Linked DNA regions of Mus musculus: region 1 is linked to region 2. Evidence: chromatin loops called from intact Hi-C (ENCODE). Cell type or tissue: left cerebral cortex. All regions are shown on one strand.

Region 1 (8,000 bases), 98 kb after region 2:
TCAGACAAACCCTGGAACCTGGACTAAGTTCTTTAAACACCACCCATTTATGCTGGCCTTCCCTCCCCCACACAAGCTCTGCTACTGGATGGTATTGCTTTCCTGTGAGCATCTGGCTCTGAACCTGTCCTGGGTGATCCATCTCTGCACCAGGAGGATCCCGTTTCCTGCTCCAGCCCCTCCCAAGCTGCAGCTTCTTAATGACATGTTCTGTCCTGAAATAGAACACTAGGGACTTTCATCTCGCAAACGACCAAGCTAAGGAATACTTAAAACTGCTTTCAAGTATCCAATGGCCTGGGTCATAACTGGGACTTCTAAAAGTCTCATGGTGTCCTTGGATGAGCCATGAAGCTGACAGACATTTTTAGATTAGGACGTAAACAGTATCATGGGCTTACAAAGAAGCCAGTTCTATTAAACTACAGTTACTGAAATGTTTTAAAAATAAGATTGTCACATAGCAACATAAAAGGGTTTTGAGAAAAGGTCTCAGGCTGGAGAGATGGCTCAGTGATTAAGAGCACCGACTGCTCTTCCGGAGGTCCTGAGTTCAAATCCCAGCAACCACATGGTGGCTCACAACCATCTGTAATGAGATCAGATGCCCTCTTCTGGTGTGTCTGAAGACAGCTTCAGCATACTTACATATAATAAATAAATAAATCTTTTAAAAAAGAAAGAAAAGGTCTCCTGGAGCCCAGACTGGCTGTGGTCTCACTACGCTGACCTTGAATTTCAGATCGTCTGTTTCCACCTCCCGTGTACTTGGGATTATTGATGTTCATTACCTCCCCTCAGTCACTTTTGTTTTGTTTTGCTTTGTTTTGTTTTGTCTTGTTTTGAGACAGAGTCCCACTACACAGCTCTGGCTGACCTAGAACTCATTATGTCGACCAGCCTCACCCTCTAACTCAGAGATCACCTGCCTCTGCCTCCCAAGTGCTGGGATTAAAGGTGTGGGCCACACCATGCTTGGCCTTTCATTTTTACTTTTAATTCCCCAAAATAGTAAGTGTTGGGGGCACAGAGGTGTTTGCCCTCACAGAGAAGCACTAAGAGAACCAAGAATATTAATCACGAAGGGTTGCCTCCTCAATGCAGGAAAGAAAGGAAAAGAAAATCAAATACCTACATTCCACCCTGAAGACTGGGAGTGGGTTTTCTTAATGATCTGCTGACCTTTCTGCTCTCGGTGAAGGCAGAGATCTCCACCTTTTGCTATAGCGACAAACCTCACCCAAATTCCCCAGAACGTTATAAGACTCTCCCTCCCTAGACCATTGTCCGTCCTTGGGTAGATGTCACAACACTTAATGGCCCGCTGTCAGAGACCATATTAGATTCTTGGCGTTTTTTACAGAACCCACCTTCCTGGTCCCTCGTATTTTGTAAAAGAGTTTCAGTGAAGCCACGCCTTAAGCTTTATTGTGCACCTGCAATTGGGCTGATTGGACTGATTGTTGCCTGGAAACCTTTCCCCAAATTGCACTGTGGTTTAAATATGCTGACAATGATCCACCAGGCACTAGACTTTCCCAAGTCTGATCTAGGCTGATGACGTCAATCTGCACTGGGTTTTCAGTCTTTTATCTCTATCTGCCTGCATTGACACCTGCTGGAACCTCTCTCCCGCAAATAAGCGTGCCTAGTAAGACCAGAGATTACAAAGTTATCTTGAACTGAAATGCTATTTCAAGATTTTGGATATCAATATGATGGGATACAAAATTATCTGTGATTTTTGTTTTGTTTTTGAGGCACAGTTTCAAGATGTGTCACTAACTACCCTAGGTTAGCCTTGAGCTCACTACCCCAGGCTGGCCTTGAGCTCAATACCCCAGGCTAGCCTTGAGCTCAGTACCCCAGGCTGGCCTTGAGCTCAGTACCCCAGGCTAGCCTTGAGCTCAGTACCCCAGGCTGGCCTTGAGCTCACTACCCCAGGCTAGCCTTGAGCTCAGTATCCCAAGCTGGCCTTGAGCTCACTACCCCAGGCTGGCCTTGAACTCACTACCCCAGGCTGGCCTTGAGCTCACAGCATTTCTCCTTTATCTGCCTCCCAGATACTAGGATTACATGGCTACACCCCCTCATCTGGCTTGTGAATTCTGTTACAGATAGTCATAAAGGCTGTTAATACTATTGTGGTTTAGGTCTCTATTCAATAATTGAGAGAGAAATTTAACTTAGAGATGAGTAAAATCTTCCCCTTTATTTAAGTTTCCAGATCCCTGAAACCTAACCCTAAATACCCAAGCCCTGTGCCTGCCAGATCCACCCTCTTAAGACCTGCTCTGAGGCTGGAGAGACGGCGCAGTAGTTATGGGCATTTGTTGCTCTTGCAGAAGACCCGTGTTCAGCTCCCAGCACCCACGTGGTGGCTCACAGCCATCCATAAGAGCTCTAGGAGATCTGACGCTTTCTGACATCCATGGACACCAGTCGAGCACACGATACACATACATTCACATAGCCAGAACACTCATATACATAAAAGAAAATGAATGAATCTTTTTTTCTTTATTTTTTTCTTTTTTTCTTTTTTCCGAGACAGGGTTTCTCTGTGTAGCCCTGGCTGTCTTGAAACTCACTTTGTAGACCAGGCTGGCCTCGAACTCAGAAATCCACCTGCCTCTGCCTCCCAAGTGCTGGGATTAAAGGCGTGCACCCCCCCCCCAGACTTGAATAAATCTTTTTTAAAGACCTTTTATGAGTCCCTGTGAGTCGTGCCATGATTGCAGCTCAGAGTTGAGTTCCCCCCCTCCTGCTTCTATGCAGTGTGCGCATGAAACAAGCCCTCCATTTCTGATCCACACTCCAGCTCCAAAGCTGAACTTTCTAATAATTAAAAAAAAAAATCTTCAAATGTAATAGTCCATCCGCTTCATGAAGTAATGAAATCTTCATCACTGAAAGTGTTCGAAAGCAGTGAACTGTCACTCAGCAAAGGACATTAGTAACAAGGAAATCAGGGCTTTATGCACATAAGCTAGGATGTGCACCGTACTCTCTAGGGATGGTTCACATTCACACTCGCTGGCTCACTCCCTGCTAATGGTGGTGGGCGTGATCTCCCCCATCTCAGTGTAGGTTCTTCTCTTTTTCCTAACTCCTGACCAGTCCATGAATAGTGGCGCTGGCCTTTAATCCCAGCACCTGGGAGGCAGAGTTGGGTAGAACTTTGTGAGTTCAAGGCCAGCCAGGGCTAAGTAGTGAGACCCTCTCTGTAAAAATAAAAGAACAACTGTATCAATGGGGCAGGGGAGATGGCTCTGGGGTTAAGAGCACTGACTGCTCCTCCAGCGGTCCTGAGTTCAATTCCCATCAACCACATGGTAGCTTGCAACCATCTATAATGGGATCTGATGCCCTCTTCTGGTGTGTCTTAAAAGAGCAACAGTGTACTCACATACATGAAATAAATAAATCTTTAAAAAATAATAAATAATAAAAAAGAACAAACAACAACAACAAATTCAAATTAAAATCTACCAGGCCAAAAGTCTAATAGTTCTCATCTGTAAAATGTGCTAGTAAATACTTATTTATAGGATCTTTGTTTGGACTTCTGGGCTTCATATGACATACGATTATAATCTATGTTAGATTATCAATGACAATGATATTCTGAGCATTTAAACTTTATTACCTAAGTGCATCTTCACAAAAGCTTAACAAAGTAAGTTTTGCTGTTACCATGCCCATCTTGCAGGTGAGAAAACAGAGGCACTAAGATACTGACAGAACTGTCACGGTTATAGCTGCAAACCGGCCCTGAACCAGAATGTGGGGCTCCAGAGTCCGTGCTGGCAATCAGGGCCTGCTCTCAGGCATGCCAGTGGCAACTGGAGTTGATGTATTTATTTATATTTGAAAGTAGGGAAGGTTTCCCCCCCTCTATAAAACGGTAACTGTTCAGGTATAAAAATAAAACTGTCTAGGTCAAAAAGTGGTTTGAGTGAGCCATAGAATTCAGCTTGGCCTGTAGTTTTGTTCTGTCTTCCATGTTAAATGGACCGCATTAAAGGTCTGCCTGTCATTCAGATCCATACCTACACCAAGTGTTAGCGGCTGTGCAAGAAGAGAGCCTCGTCTTGAATCTTGTTTTGATTCCCAATCCTGTTCTGACTGCTAGGTGAGTCACCAACAACCCTCTGACAAATTGAGAAGATTTGGCAGGTCTCCTCCTCCTCCCCCTCCTCCTCCTCCTTCCCCTCCTCCCCCTCCTCCTCTTCCTCTCCTCTCATCTCTCCTCCCATCTTCTCTTTCTCCACTCCTCCTCCTTTCTTTGAGGGAGACAAGGGACAAACACATCAGTTTTACCTGAGCCCTTCCACACACTAGCCGGCAGGGTTTGAAGCAGGTACCGTCTCCCCCTGCAGACTCCCCATTCCTCGAGGCCCTTTTCTGTGACTCCTCTCTGAGGAATATGGCGAGAAATACTCGTTAAAGTGTGAACTGTCAAAATAATAAAACAAGCATGTTTTTCAGTATCCATAGCTGCCAGTCTGATTCAAAACCAGTTTGTTCTCCTTGTCATTTGTTTTTAAAGAAAATCATTAATATTATTTTTAATCTCAGATTTTTTTTTTCCTTCACGATTGGTCACCAACAATGCACTCCAAGGAAGAAGCAGAGCCGCCTACTCTCGGGAAGGCTTTAAATCCCGCTTTCTGGTTACCGTGAAGCGGGTTTCCCTGCCCCACTGTAGACTCCAGGGTAGTGATTTACAAGCCAAGATTTGCTGCTTGGTATGTTCAAAGACACAAACAAAATATTTCTAGAGCTTCTCCTGTGAAATTACCTCACTCACTTCTATCTCATAATATTTAAAAGGCTGTTTTAAATAAGCATGTGCCAACCTTTGTTAAAAAAAAAAAAAAAAAAAACCAACCCTCACAGACCTACTGAGTTGGATTTGACTGATATAACGACCACAGGGGGCTTGTGAACTTGCAAGGCACTGTGTTCAACACAGAGCTCTCATTGTTCCTAACAAACCTGTACAGGGTTGTTTCTGTATTGTTTTGTTTTGTTTTTGAGACAGGGTTTCTCTGGGTATCCCTGGCTGTCCTGGAAGTAGCTCTTATAGACCAGGCTGGCCTCAAACTCAGAGATCTATGTATCTCTGTCTCCTCAGTACTGGGGTTAAAGGCAAGCGCCACCACAGCCTGGCATGGATCCAAGTTCTTAACCTTCTATTCTCAATGACAGTCGGCCCTTCTCAACAACAGAGGTGGAACTCTGGCAAATACAACCGAATACTTGCTTATCAGCTACAGGGTTGCCGGGCAAGGGGACTGTGCTACCAAACAGAAGAACTGGTAAGGTTGAGTGAGCTCAAACCCCGTGAATCTCAGCATTGAGAATGGTAGGAGTGGGGCCAACTCCCTGCCTTCCTCTACTTGATCTGGGACACATAACCATGACCTTGACAATCAGTCACATAGGGAAAACCTGGAGTCCTTCCCCATGCAAATAGAGCATCCCTGGCGTCTTAATCTGAGCCAGTGGGAAGCATCTACCCCTGGATCCCACCCCGCTCCTCAATGTTAAATCCCCACCCACATGGAATAAATTGCGCAAGTTATTTCACCGAGAATTGTGGAGAGTGACGGTTTTACTGAGCTCTAACACTTTGGGGGAGATTTCTCTCTCCCAAAGCCTTTGTCCCTGGACCTCGGACCGGCCCCTGCCATCCCCGCCCCCACCCCACCACCAGCGCTGGTACTGCCAGTGCCATCGCCGCTTCCCACCACTGCCTGCTACCACTTGTCACCGTCTACCGTTGGTTTTGACACTGCTATGGTAGCAGACAAGTCTCAGGACCCCAGCTACCTGCCCTAAGAAGGCTGTCCAAACCTCCTTACTTCCCATCTGAGAGCTGCAACACTTTGGCTGTTTCCAGCCAGACTAGAGACCCTCGGAACCTCTTCGTCCAGCTTTCGTGGAGGACGACACCGGGTGAATCGCTCCATCCAATATAAAAGAAGCACTTCACGCCACATTTCCCTTTTCTTTAAAATCATGTATCAGATTATCAGGTAAATCCGTGAGCTTCATCGGTGGCATCTTCACACCTACGGGTCCTACCTACTCTCTTCTTATCCATTGCCCTACCCCGCTGCCCTCCTCCAGTCCCCTCCATTGACGAAGGTAAGGTCATTTCCTTTTTCGGTCTGAGTCTCAACTGTACAATATCCAGGCTCAGGACAGGGTCTAGAAACTGTAAGGAAGCTGGCTGCTTCTGCAGGAAGTTTCTTCATAAATGGACAGGTCAGTGTTCTGATAAGGGTACAATGAAGTCTATAAACTTGGGCCGAGCTCCAGACACCTAAACTGGACTTTCATCAGCCTCTTTTTCAGTACCTTATTGTGATGGTTTGTATATCCTTGGACCAGGGAGTGGCACCATCTGAAGGTGTGGCCTTGTTGGAATAGGTGTTACTTGGTTGGAATGGATGTGTCACTGTGGGTGTGGGTATAAGATCTTCACCCTAGTTGCCTGGAAGTCAGTCTTCCACTAGCAGCCTTTGGATGAAGATATAGAACTCTCAGCTCCTCCTGCGCCATGCCTGCCTGGATACTGCCATGTTCCCATCTTGATGATAATGGACTGAACCTCTGAACCTGTAAACCAGCCCCAATTAAATGTTGTTTTTTATAAGACTTGGTCATGGTGTCTGTTCATAGCAGTAAAACCCTAACTAAGACACTATCTATAGTAGAAATAAAGGTCACTAGATTTTTGAGGAAACTCTTAAAGACCAAGAGGGACTCTGCATTAACTCCAAGATAATTCCAAGAATACAGGGGAAAAAAAAATGACAAAGGCCTAGGAGAAAGAATAGGGTGGTCAGGGGAACTGAGACGACTCACCAAGTAAAATGCTAGTCCCAGCCAACGATGATGGCGCACACCTTTAATCCCAGCCCTCGGGAAGCAGAGGCAGGTGGATCTCTGTGAATTCAAGGCCAGCCTGGCCTATAGAGAGAGTTCCAGGATAGCCAGGGCTACAAGAAGAAACACTGTTTGGGGTTTTGGGGGAAGGCCTGGGTCCAAGACCTAGAACCCATGTGGTGCAATAAGAGAACACTCTCTACAAAGTTGCCCTTTGACCTCTACACGTGTGCTGTGGCACGAACACACATATGCACACACATAATAAATAAGCACATTTTTTAAAAAGAAAAGATAGGAGAGTGTCATGGTATGGATATTTAATCCCAGCACTTGGAAGGCTGAGGCAGTAGGTAAATACCAGGACAGTAAGAGTTACATAGTAAGACTCTGTCTCAAAAAACACACTAAACCAAAACAAAGCAAAACAAACAAACAAAGAATAAGGTGCTCCTGAGACTGAAAGACACAGAGAAAGGATATGAGAGCCACATTCCTAGCAGCAAACAATGGAAACTAGAGCACAAATGATTGGTTGAAACTTTAGAATTCTGAAAGATAATCCCTAAGTAGGATTCTATGCCTACTGAGTCTAACACTACATAAAATACAAAGAGTTTTCAATTGAGCAGGATTCAAAAGAATTAGCCCCTCCCCCACATCATCTCTGTCAATCTCTGAGCAGTTATTGGATGCCACGGAAGTAAAATAAGCCAAGAAAAGAATCGGGACCCAGCACCAGAGGGAACCCCAGCAAGGGGCACCCCAGGACCTGAAAAGCAGGTTGTATAGTGACAGTCTGGGCCGGAGCAGGGGACAGAAGCAACAGCAGTAAACTGGGAGCCACAGGCTGTCACATATGGTTATCGGTGTCAGAGAGGTTTCATGAACCAAAGTTGCTCCAGGAAGGAGGGGAGGCAACATGAGGGCAGATGAGATAGGGTCACAGCAATGTAATTAACACTAATTTGATTTAAAATAATAAGGGGTTCACAGTCATCCATTAGTCAGAGCACAGGGTCCCCAATGAAGGAGCTAGAGAAAGTACCCAAGGAGCTAAAGGGGTTGGCAGCCCCCTAGGAGGAGCAACAATATGAACT
Region 2 (8,000 bases):
TAGGCACTCCATACACTGGCACTGCAACTGGCGGGCGGCGTCATCACCTCCCTGACATCGGGCTGAGTTCTCTCTCGGGCGAGTCCTGCTAACCTCTACGTCTGTCCGTAGCTCCTTTTCCACAACCCCTCTAAACTTCTCCTCAGCACTAGGCTTAAAATACAGCAGGGCGGAGACACGTGTCATGGCAGTATCTGCAGCGCAGCAGAGCCTCGCAGGGCACCCGTGCCCTCTTTTTAAGTCAGGTTCACTGGATAGCCCCAGTCTCACCTCAAACTCACAAGCACTAGCACTGGGCATGTACCACTAAAGGAAATAAAAGAATGGATGGGATTCTTTTTCTCATACTGAAAAACATTTTAATCCCAACACTAGGGAGGCAAAGGCTGTGGATCTCTGTGCATGTGAGGATCTCTTTACATAACAAGTTCTAGGAGAGCAAGAGTTTCATATATACTAGAGAGACCTTGGATCAAAAAACAAACAAAACAAAACAAAACAAAAAACAAAAAACAAACAAAACCCTAAACCCCTTTAACTAACTCAGTTAACATTTCTTCATTTCCTGAAGAGGGTGTGAGTATTTCTAGCTACAGGACAATATTTACAATATACTATTAACTACTTTCCCATGGCAATGGACATTATTAAAAAATTCTCCCTACTAAAAATACCATGTACGATGGTAGTAGTGGCACACCCTTTAATCCCAGCACTCTAAGGCAGAGGCAGGTGGATCTCTGTGAGTCTGAGGCCAGTCTGGTCCACAGAGTCAGTTTTAGGACAGCCAGGAAGGGCTACATAGAATACCTATCTACAAAAAGAAAATTAATTACTTAAATTAAGTATTTGCCTACTGTACAATTTTTGAAAATGTCCTGTCCCCATACCTGGGAGGAGAAGAACTTTCCTGGAGTCCTGCGATTCACTTAACATGTTTGAGTTAGAGTTGTATATGCAAGACTAGATAGTACCCATCTTCTTACTTAAAGACAGCTGCCCCTTTCTAGTAGCACTGATTTGTGGCGTCAATGTATTTCTGACATTCTACAACTAACAGTCACACACAATCTTCTCCTGGGCTTCTCTGGTTTTGATGTTTAGATTTAAATACAACTGCAATCATTAGTGCTATTGACCAAATACTCCCATGTCTCAAGCACATAGATTCTACGACCCTGGCCAAGTGTGTGTAAGTGAGAGATCCCTATTTTTAACTGAATATGAACAACAAATATATGCCTCTCGCTTTCTTTGGGTCATAGACACTGGCAATGCTCTCAAGAGTAAAATAGTAATTCTGGGTCCAAAAGTAGCCCCTGCTTACCCTAAAGCGTGCATGGATCATGAACCAGTAACCCTTGAGCTGTCAACATTTCAGAGCTGAGACTTCAGCAGAACCTGTGTATCCTAAGGAGTATAGTCACGAGAGCTATGTATTTTGTAAAGTACCACACAGATCGATCTCTAGAAATCATCTTTATTTTTAAAAGGTGGTTATAACTAATATATGGCTTTGCTAATTTATGTTCACAGATTTCTTATATAAGAAAACTTTCTTATTCTTATATAAGCAATAACTTCTTATGTACATATGAGTATCAATATAAGAATATCTCTTTGAACAGTCTAAAGAACAATCTAAATTTCCTAAAAGTAGGTGGTACTGTTTTCTCATTTTCATGCCCAAGTACTAGCAAAAATTACCAAATTACCTATAGTAAACACTTTACCAGACTGATTCTAATCAAGGATTGTGTGGGGTCGGATTGCTTGCTGCAGGTATTGAGGCAGACTACCTTAGACTAGCTTAGCTCCCGAACTGCTTTTCTCTAGAGGAACCCCTGCTGGCCTTGCTCTGTACCCCCTCAGCACCTCAGTCCATCCATGCCTCTGCCTCTACTACTCTCTTCCTATGATCAGGCTTAGCACGGAAATGAGCACACTCAGCAACGTTACAGAATCTTCCATGACCTGTTTACTTTTTTCTTCGACTTTAGTATCTACCATTCTCCTCTACCCACACTACACATCTGTAAGCTGTGTCCTCCAAAATCCTTGCTGTCTTATACCTTAGCTCATGTTAGTCATCCTACTTAGAAGATGTCCTCAGGCTTAGGCCTTTAAATCCTCCAGTTCACAATCTGAGCATCACTTTAGCTCTCTGAGACACTCAGCTAGCTCCCCTCCTACCTGAGCTCCCTTTCTATGCAAACAAATCATCAGGCATTGTGTGAAAGAATTATGTTACTTCACCATCTCTTTTGTAACAAACCTAGTGGCTTAAAGCAACACAAATTTTTGTCTTAGGCTACTGGATCAGAAATCCAAAACCATTGTCATGAATACCTATGGAGATATTCAAGTACTTGCTTTCTCAACTGGGACATCCTGAGAGTTCGGACGTCTACTCCCTCTCCTTGAACAAACTTTAGTTAAGCTCTTTTGAACACTGAGAAAATGTCTCACTAACCAGCCCAACCTGGCTTCAAACTTGTGAACCTTGAGCTGCTTCCCAAATGCTGCTGGTAGTACAGGCTCCAGCCACAGTGTTCAGTTGCGCCCCTTTCTTGACCTAGTCTCCTGTCCTCATTTGGTTGCACAGCCCAAGTTTAGCAAGAATACTACTGGGTAAGTTGAGAGATAATCGCTTTAAATTCTTCAAAGAATCTTCTCTCGTTAAATTGTCTCTATATTGGGCAGGGTAGAGGTCATAAAGAGTTGTGGGGTAGATGATATCTACTTCGGGCAAGTTCAACCTCTGTCCTTAAATACAAGAACCCTTGTCAGTCCCATGCTTAGCAGTGTGATCCAGGGGGGAAAAAAAAACGCTCAGAGAAAGCGGTACCAACACCTACTCTACACAGGGCATCCAGGGTAAGCACTGTCACTCTGAGAATAATCAGCACTGAGATACATGGCTCTCCTTCACTCGATGGTAAATGTATTTCACTGCACCAATAAATCACACAAAAATACTGCCCGTTTATTCTTTTTGATACTGTGCTGGTTAGATTTTTTCAACTCAGGTAAGCACCTACTTACAGATAAAATGGCTTGGTTTCTTGAACTTTATTATGAAACTGCCCTCCAGGTGGCAGTACCACTTTATACCTTCACTAACAATACAAATGTTTTCCTCCCACTGAGCTTAGATTTATCAGACTTCTTGCTCTGGAGACCTGAAAACACCAAACCTTCACACACTTCAGTTACTATTTCCCTACAGCAAAACAAAGAAAGCTTGTCAAACTGGCCTGGGGACTTAGCAGCAGGAGGTCAGATTATCTTGACAAAGTGAGGATGCATGCTTGACAGGAGATGGCTTAAGAAAGGATGGACAGAACATGGAACACCTACAACTCTTCTAGGGAAGTTTTGTTACTAATAAGAGCAGAAGCCAGAACAGAAAGGAGACCTAAGGAAAATAATAGTGTTTGGTTTGGTTTCAAAACTGGAGAGAGACTTGTTTCCTCACTGATAGAAATGGTGTGGTGAGGCCACGAATTGGTGGGCAAGCAAAGCCCAGGAGTCTGTGTAGCTGTCATATGCAGCATCATATGTCAAATGCCAATGACAGAAATCAAAATCTGGATAAACTGACCTACATACTGTATTTATTAACTAGAATATCCATCATAAAGATGCCATTCTCCTCAAATTTATATATGTGTGTGTCTGTTTAGTGCAATTTCTATCAAAATCCCTCAAGATTCTTTGTAGCTACAGACAAGGTTATTCTAAATTGATATAGGAAGAAACCTGTTATCTTCTAAAAGTCAATTTTAAGAACTATTACAAAACAAAAGTTACCAGCATCGCATGGGGCTGGCTTAGTTTTAGACACAAAAAGACTCCAGAAACAGAAAAGAAAACAAAAACAAACCCTAAAAATTAAAACCCATGTATTTGCTCAAATATTTTTAACAATATAAAAGCAATTTAAGAAAAGAGTTTTTATTCGAGGCCAGCCAGGGCTACACAGAGAAACCCTGTCTCAAAACAAACAAACAAAAAAAACCAAACAAACAAACAAACAAAAAAAGAGTTTTCGGAGATGAATGGGAATCCATAGGCAAAATTAAAATTAAAAAAAAAAGACCATTTTTTTAAGATTATTTATTTTATGTATGTGAATACACTGTTGCTGTCTTCAGACACACCAGAAGAGGGCATCAGATCTCATTATAGATAGCTGTGAACCACCATGTGGTTGCTCGGATTTGAACTCAGGACCTCGGAAAGATCAGTCAGTGCTCTTAACCACTGAACCACCTCTCCAGCCCCAATCAACCCAATTTTTCAAACTCAAATTACATAAAAATCAACTCAAAACTTATTACAAAACTAAATGTTAAAAAAAAAAAAAGTATAACCTTTAAAAAGGCAGTGAGACCAGGCATCTAAAGGCTAAAGATTTCAAAGGAAGGAGCATACTAGTCCACAACGTAATCTGGACCTTTGTTTTCTAGCCTCCAAACTGGGGAAGGGCTCTCCACAAGTAAACCGTCTGGTCTGTTATTTGATCCCAGCAGCCCTAGTAAACTAGTGCAGACAGGAGATACTTTACCAAAGATACAGGAAGGAAGATATACAGGAGAAAGGATATTTACTATCATCAGCCACTTCCCGAGTGGCAAACATCACAAACTACAGGGTGGGTTAGAAGTGTCCAAGGGTGTGGTTGCCATATCAGTCCTGTAATCCCATCACTCAGGACACTGAGGGAGGAGATTGCAAGTTCCTGGTCAAAGTGGGCTGGCTACATAGGAGATGTTATCTAAGAAAGAAAAGGGGTGGGCATCAGGCTGAGAAGATAGTTCCTCAGATAAAGTGATGACTTTAAGCCATATGGACATAATAAACTTGTCTTTAATCCCCAGCCCTTGGGAAACAAGGGGCAGGTTCTCCAGTAAGCTAGCGAGACTAAGCTAGCTGGATGGTGAGCTCCAGGGTCAGCAAGAGACTACCTCAAACTATAAGGCAGAGAGCAACCAAGAAAACCAGTATCAACACACACACACAAGCACACGCACACGTGTGCACACACACACACACACACCACATGGGGGGGGAGGGGAATACACACACACACACATACACAGTGAGTGGGTCAGTCATAATTTAATAGAATTGCCGTCTCCACATCTATTTTTAAGCTTGACATAAAATATCTGAAAACAAGTGCTACCTTGTCATCTCTGGCCTACTTAAAACTTCCCTACTTGAGTGACTGCAATATAGCTAGTTTGTTCTTTATTTCCTAATCTCACATCAAACAACCCCACAGCTGTTAGCCATGATAAAACCTAACGGTCAGTTGTCAGTGCCCGTGTAAATGAGGCACTCACTCATCCGTGTGCGCTGTGGGGGCAGAAGACAGCTTGGCAGACAGAGGTGCTTGCTGGGGAAGCTCGCCTCAATCCCTGGAATCTGCACAAGGCTGAGGAGACTCAGCTCTGTTAAGCTGTCCTCTGAATACGCGTGCTGTGTCACTATGCAAATCATGTGACCCACACAGCACGCCTGCACATTCAATAACTAAGCTTTGGCTAGCAAATCCACACCCTTTCTTTCCCTTCCCCAGCAAGGTCAACACTGCCACCCTCGTGACCCTTCATAAAGGCACATCAAAAGTTGTCTCCTCTCTCTCCCTACTTCCAGTTCACCTTTAGCCCCTCATACTTACTGCAAATGTCTTCTGTTTCTTGCACTCAGGTCTCACCTTTTAACACATACCTGATCCTAACTCCACACCCCTGCACCCCTGCCAGCACTCTCCTACAGAATGGTAACTTAACTGAATCACAAAAGAAATCTGAAAATCAGACTGGAAAGAAGCCAGAACAATGAAATAAGAAAGCAACATCACCAAGTACCAATGAGGATCAGAGACTGTGTCACACATACTCAGCTGACGGTAATGTAAAATGCACAGCCACTCTGGAAAGAGCTTGATTTCTTAAAAACACTAGTATACAGCCATGTGATCCAGTAACTGCATTAGAATAAAAATTTTGCTTGTGTAAATACCTGTACATAAATAATTATAACTAAATACAAAAACTATGATATATATTGATATACATACATAGATATACTTTAACAAATATAATAGAAGCTGGGAACCCAGGTCATTTGCAGTATATGTATAAAATGGTCTATTCACACTATGGAACAGCAGTCAGTAATAAAAGGGAATGACCCACCAGGAGTACCTGACAAATCTCCAACAACTATGCTGCATGGGAGAAAAAATAAATAAACCCTGTATGGAACATTCTAAATGATTCCACTCATGTACTACCTGTTTGTGTGTATGTGTGTATGTGTGTACGTGTGTTGCATGTGTGGATATGCATGGAGATGTGTGTATGTGTGTACATGTGTGTGCATGTATGGGTATGCATGGAGATGTGAGGATGGGTTCTGAGGCCTAAAGTTGACATGGGGTGTCTGCCTCAATTGCTCTCCATCTTTTTTTTCTTTATTACTTTTATGTATGGCATCCTCAGAGGCCAAAAGAGGGTGCCAAATCTCGTGGATGGAGTTACATGCACTTGTGAGCTCTGGCCTTCTGGAGGAGCAGTGAATGATCTTACCACAGTGCTTTCTGAGCCAGGCAGGGGCTCTCACTGAACCTGGAGCTCAGTCAGCATCTGGCTCGAATGGCTGGCCAGCTCTGAGAACCCTTTTCTTTCTGCCCCCAGCTCCAGGGTTACACGTGCACATTGCTCAGCCCAGCTTTCACGTGGGTCAAACTCAGGTCTTCATCCTTAAACGCATAAGCTTTTACCAACTAAGCAATTTCTCCATTCTCCAAAAGACATTTGTGGAAGACATAGAAAATGTAGAAAACCTACACAGATGGATGCTGTCCAATAGACCTGTGCAATAGGAAGACAGCCCTCAATTTTGTGCTGTCAGAAGCAATAGTTGCTAGACACATAACACTAATATACACTCAAGATTTCAGTTTTATGACTGAAATGTGAATTTTTATTTTATCAACTTCATTTATTTCGAACAGTCTCATGTCACGGAGGCTGCTGCATAGGAAAATACAGTTCTAAACACCATAAAGGTAAGATTATTACGCTCTGAAGTAAAATTATACCCAGACAGGGTTGAGGAAAACACTACAGATTCTAAACCGTATTACCACTTACATGTTGACAAGGAAATAATTTTATCTAGCGTGTGCCCAAACACCGTCTCAGCAAATGCCCCAGCAGTGGAGGCGTTAAGATCCTGCATAGCTATACTATGATATTCAAACATTCCAAATAAATTAATGTTTACAATGATTCAAAATTAAACCTATAAATCACTGAAGAATGATGGATATTTACAATTTCAGGTAAGGTACATAGACAAACAAAATGTCAAAGTTAAATTAAAAAAAAAAAAGACCCAGAGAAAAGCAAGATTAACAAAGCAGCCATGTGCACTCATCTTGAAATGCATAGGAAAACAATCCGGGGACAGAAGAGGCTCAGCAGGTAAGGAGCACACACAACTCACAAGTCCGGTCCCTCCAGGGGCTGGACACAACTGCGCTCATATGCACAGCCTCCATCCCAACACACAACATATACACATCATATTAAAAATAAGTAACTTTGTTAAAATTAAATTAGTAATAGTAGCCAATTTTACTTCCTAGATACTATTCTGAACTTTACTTGGAGACTATAAATGGACAGCAGGACTGCTTCAAGGTATGGCTGTGGGGAAGGCTTCTATTATAGACGTAATAGAGAGGAAGAGCAGCCAGAGCATCTGGGAGAGTCCAGCAGAGAGAGACAGTAGTACACTAAACGTGATCAGCAGTCTGGACTAGGCCACGGGGTCAGGAACATGGGGAACACGAGGAAGACAAAGGAGAGACCAAGATCAAGGGCCAAGGAAGAGCCATGGGAAGAGGATAACCGACATAGCTGGGTTATAAGGTGAAGTACACAGCTTCGGAGTAAGCTCCTGAGCTGAGGGAGGGTCTG

What was found. Peaks named below come from ENCODE experiments on the same cell type or tissue, not always from the same donor. Only the 100,000 strongest peaks of a DNase experiment are listed, where the experiment ranks them.
Region 1: it touches region 2 in a loop (3-fold over the local background); 16 of 42 quality-filtered maps call a loop at or near these places.

Annotation. Positions count from the first base shown.
Region 1 is chr10:111,084,318-111,092,317 of GRCm38, forward strand. No RefSeq gene overlaps it. Among named protein-coding and RNA genes, the nearest start is that of Gm29916, 4.8 kb to the left of the region's middle. In left cerebral cortex, no CTCF peak of the experiment used is centred here; a DNase peak (open chromatin) is centred at 4,131.
Region 2 is chr10:110,986,816-110,994,815 of GRCm38, forward strand. All of the region lies in intron 1 of Zdhhc17 (zinc finger, DHHC domain containing 17), which reads right to left. Among named protein-coding and RNA genes, the nearest start is that of Zdhhc17, 19 kb to the right of the region's middle. In left cerebral cortex, CTCF peaks have their summits at 3,093 (motif pointing right) and 4,152 (motif pointing right); DNase peaks (open chromatin) are centred at 3,099 and 5,450; H3K27ac peaks cover 523 bases.